2 separate regions of the Homo sapiens genome follow, and region 1 is linked to region 2. A link is an interaction called in ENCODE POLR2A ChIA-PET data of the cell type or tissue named here. Cell type or tissue: PC-3. All regions are shown on one strand. Region 1 holds the start of LOC124909490 (a long non-coding RNA gene). Region 2 overlaps GBE1 (1,4-alpha-glucan branching enzyme 1).

Region 1 (2,500 bases), 200 kb after region 2:
GTATCATGTGATATCACCGGTAAAACAAACAGTTAATTCTTTTTGCTGGGTATTTGGAAAACTTCAACTTTATGCAAGAAATACATTTGTATATTTGGTTTCTGATTATCATATTTTGGGTTGTAGAACTAGTGTATAAACCCAGAGATTGTGTCTCATTAAAATTAATCATTCAATGGATCTACTAAAATACATATGAATATTCTATTCATTTGTTTTATGCATCTTATGGCAAAATCAAACCCATTGAAAATAACTGCAGCCATCAAATATCAAAAAGCAAGAGAGGAAAAAAAAGAGAAGGCAGAATATTGGATTTATAACTTTTTCTAATTAATATGCACATATCATATGTTCAGACTCCACTAGAATAATTATTTCATTTTCAAACTTTTATGCTGCTATTATATATTTTTTCTTCTTCTACATTAGTCTTATTTTCAAAGTTACTCCTGCTATTAGTAAACTCAGTATGACCATTCCTCTAACCATCTACAGTTCAGGAGGAAGAAAATCCCTGCAGCTGTTTGATGCCCAAGAATATGAACACTTAGCAGTCAGATGAAAGAAAAGAAAAAGACAGAAAAGGAAGATCAAGAGAACAGTGATTTTGAATTTCTGCAGGCTAGCATTTACCTCTCTCAATAAAAGGAGCTTTGTGCTCATTATATCCCAGGACTCATCTTGCCTTCAGCTTATAGTAAACTGGCAATTTCTTTATCATTTCCTCTCTAAATTAAGGATCAAAGTTTAAACATATTCCTTTCCTTCTCTATTAGATTATGATTAAAATTACCACCTGCCTCACCTCATTCACACAATCACTCCTACTAACAAAAAAAAAGAAGGAACCCCCTAAAGTAAGGCACAGTTAACTAGCAAAACAAAGAGTTGTGGGGAATTTCTGGTCATGGTATTTATCTGATGATTGATTTCAGAATACAGTGTTAAAGAAGCAAACAGTAAAATCTTCTGAAAGTAATATCCTAGTAAATATTTAACTTGATATATTAGTTTGCTAATAATATTATCATCAAACTATTATTTGTTTACTGAGCATCTTCACATGTATTCTTAGTCCTCAAGACACCCTACAAAGTGGATTCTATCCAACTTTTATGGATGAAGAAATAAGTTCACAGAGGTTGATTAATTTTCCCTAGGACTCAAAGCTATTTAATAGTTATAAGAGCTAAAATTTAATTGTATAATAAATCAATGAATGTAAGATGTATAACATATTTTAAAACTCTACATAATCATGTGTTTAACATAGAGTCTTACCTTTTGTCAAGGTACCGGGTTCCTGTTGCCCTAAACACAAAACACAATGGGGATTCTTCTGGATATTAAACACAAAGGAGCCCTGGATTCAAAACAGTGGTGAACATAAACTGATGAGCTCATATTGCCATAAGAAGAAAATCAGCTCACTTTACAATGAAAGGTACCTGGTAGTAGCAATTTTCTCCAAAGAATACACTTTCATATTTTCCTTTAATACCTATAAATGTATAATCAAAGTTTAATATGTGCTTTCAAATAACAGCAGTATGATATACTTATCAGTCTAAAACTATAGCATATTTCACAGAGACAATATTATCACCTCACTAGCTGACCAAGGCCCAGTTTGATGAGAGCTGAAAGGAATCCTGTAAGTTACAACACACACAGTCATTTCTCAGGAGGTGGTGCAGCAGGTGCCAGAGCCTAAACTAAACCAAGATGCTCCACGAAGTCATTTGAAGGCACTTTGAAAATGAGAAGAGGTCAGAGCCTGTTGACCATCACTGTAGAGAATTCAGGAATGACTGGAGTTAGTAAAGATCTCAGCTGCAAAGGGCAAATGAATCTAGTAGTGCAGAAGAGCAGGTCATGTACATCTTGTCATCTTCAGATTCTTCACTGCCTTCTACAGTCACTGACATCTGACTTCCTTCAGAGCCCACAACTTGGCCAGGCACTGAGAAAAAAGTACCCCATTCCACTGTGATATAAAACTTCTGCGCTGTGGGAACCAATTTTTGGTGTGGTTGGCCAGAGCAATTAGGCAAGAGATACAGCTAAAGGGCATCAAAACTGTAAAGGAAGAAGCCAAATTAGCCTTGTTTGCAGACAACATGATTATATACCTACAAAAACATAAAGACTCCACCCAAAAGCTGTTAGAAGTGGTAAACAAATTCAGTGAAGTTGCAGAATACAAAATCGAAATATAAAAATCTGTATGATTTATATATGCCAACAGAGAACCATCTGAAAGATAAATCCAGAAAGCAATCCCATTTACAATACCTACAACGAATACAAAATACCTAGGAATCAATATAACCAAAGAAGTGAAAGATCTATACAAGGAAAACAATAAAACTCTGATGAAAGAAATACAAGAGGACACCAAAAAATGGGAAGGTATTCCATGTTTACGGATTAGAAGGATTAATATTGTTAAAATGACAATACTAGCCAAGCAATTACAGACTCAATGCAATCCCTA
Region 2 (2,500 bases):
TAAAGCACTTCAGTTGTCTATTTATCAGAGGTTAGGTTTCCTTTTCTGAATGCCAGACTAATAGGAGATGCAATTTCAAATGTTCATGTTGCTATTCAAACTTTGACCTATATGCCATTTTTTGGCACATTTTTAAATTTAAAATAAATAATAAAAATATAAGACGAGGATAAGACAATGAACAAAGCAAATGAGACTAAATCGAGAATGAGTGTTATACTTTTGCACACAATGTTGTAAGAACCAGATATTATTTTCTTAATACAAATTTTCATAGCAACAGTAATGGGCTTTCACCAGTCATTTTGAGGCCATTTTGATGTTGCATGGAACAGGAGACTCAAAATACTCTATTGGGAGAAAATTAGCCACACAAAGGAAATGGTGGGGGGAAAAAAATGTTATTTTATAAAATTCAAACTGAATTCAGATTTTTTGCAAGTAAGTTAAAAATAACTCAGAAAATAATTTGCTAATGGAGAACCTTGTAAAAATGTATAAATGTTTTGCATGTGAATAAGGCACCAACTGAAAGATTCCACACCATTTTAAGCAGTAGAAAATAAGGCAGAAAAATGGGATATGAAAGCAAGGAATAAATTAGCCAACTATGAAATTGATTCTACACATGTGGCTTTGTGGCTATTGCAACTTTAGGTTTAGACTCAAAAGTTTAGTAGTGAAGACAGACTGTGCTACTTTGTTTGCCTATGATTAGGATATGCTACCGCTAAGTCAGAGTGAGTTCCTGTGGTCACAGCAAACACACATAGTGACAGAGGTTAACAAACTTCCCTAGTCAATTACTCTTTAAGAGCTAAGCACAGACATTTAAAAAGAAAGCACATAGCCACAGGGGAAAAAAATAAAAAAGATTAGTAAGAACATGTTTCCTTAAATACTCAGAATTTGATAACTGACATCAGTTTAATTGAATACTGGTATCATTCCAGGCTGGTGGAGTGTTTTTGTAAGAATCCAAGGCTTGTTCAAGGCACAGCCGGCTGCTACTTTTCTAGGTTTCCATCTCCCACAGCCTTTCTTCTGTATCAGAGCTCTAACTCCCCAAGTAGAGAGACGTAACTACCTGCTTATAACTTAATCAAAGAGCCTGTATTGGTTTGCCTTTGGATGATGCTTCTATTGCTCCAGGTTCCTGCCAACAGCTAGTTAGCCTTGTCTGCTTCCCTGCTATCAGCTCTTGCTTCCTCTCAGGCCACTGGTGCCAAAGAAAGGAGAAAAAAGTTCCATAGCAGCATGACAGCTGGTGGGAAACACTGTGAACTTCTTCCCACAATAAGAAGAAAAGGTTCTCAGTGTTTGTACTTGCTTGCTTCAGCTCTCTCGCTTTGCTCTGGGTAATGCTGATTTTGATTTTTGAAAAATGTGACTATAAAGTTATGAATTGGGCTATCAAATGGCTTTGAAGGCAATAAAAGGGAGAATTCAAACATATATAGGTTGAACATACATAAACAAACAATCTAGTATCTTTAAGATAATGGCGCTTAAACACAAATCTTTTGTCACAACCTACAAACTACCACCCTCCATATAGGTAAACCATAAACTCTTCCATATGGCTAACTCATTCTTTGTACATCTACAGGAGACAAAGTTCTAAATGACAGAAATAGTATAGCAAAGGAAAGAACACAGACGTGAAGCAATATAGTTAGTAACTTAATGGGTGCTGCATTTAATTTTTGTCATATCTAACAGTTTCATTACTTAAATTATGCCATCTGGAGGTGCTCATCTCTACTATTCACACCTGGCTGAGTAAAGTTTCTTTGCTATCTTTTGTACTTCATCTCCCAATATGCAGACCCTGCTTCAAAGAGCCAGATGACATGTAATAATCTGATCAGGACCCAGGTTTCCTGCTTCGAAGCCTTCTGTCCAGTTAGTTCTTTGACTTGCAAAGCCTGATTTTGCCTACAGAAATTCTGTCCATTCTTTATTAACCAAGTTAAATATCCCCTCCTCTGACTGAGAAGTATCTTTCCTTCAGTCAGAAAAGCATAATTTTTTTAGCTGGATAAACTGCTTTCTAGAGAATAGACATTTCCTAACGTCCCTTTATGGCTCCTTGTCTTCTTCAACGACACACAAACAGGGTTGTTATGTGAAAATTATTTCAAAGGAGCTAAGTCCAATATAAATAGTCTCTTTTTGCTCCTCTTCTTCCTTCTGGTTTAGAGCTTTGATCTGGACTATGTAGGAAGGACTTTTCAGTTGTGTGCCTTACTTTGTACAGTGAGATGTTCTGTACATGTAGATATACAGTAAAGTCTATTTAACGTAATTGTACCTAAACTTGTAAATTTCCAAGTAAATTTCCAAGCTTCCAGTAAGAAACCTGGGTAGTGCAGAAGGAGACTTAAAATAAAATATGCTATTATCACAGATCAAATATCTTACATATTTAATGTTTACTTAATGTCAAATAAACATAATATATTCAACTTTAAACAATATAAACAAAGCTATTCATAGA

The links. Peaks named below come from ENCODE experiments on the same cell type or tissue, not always from the same donor. Only the 100,000 strongest peaks of a DNase experiment are listed, where the experiment ranks them.
Region 1: POLR2A ChIA-PET joins it to region 2 with 5 read pairs; 2 of 35 experiments call an interaction of 5 or more read pairs at or near these places.

The regions. Positions count from the first base shown.
Region 1 is chr3:81,751,915-81,754,414 of GRCh38, forward strand. The region is part of intron 1 of GBE1 (1,4-alpha-glucan branching enzyme 1); the gene reads right to left. It overlaps LOC124909490 (a long non-coding RNA gene), which reads right to left and starts at 1,910. Exons shown (of 2, transcript XR_007096259.1): 1 at 1,285-1,910. In PC-3, no CTCF peak of the experiment used is centred here; no DNase peak of the experiment used is centred here.
Region 2 is chr3:81,553,797-81,556,296 of GRCh38, forward strand. The region is part of intron 12 of GBE1 (1,4-alpha-glucan branching enzyme 1); the gene reads right to left. Among named protein-coding and RNA genes, the nearest start is that of GBE1, 210 kb to the right of the region's middle. In PC-3, no CTCF peak of the experiment used is centred here; no DNase peak of the experiment used is centred here; H3K27ac peaks cover 428 bases.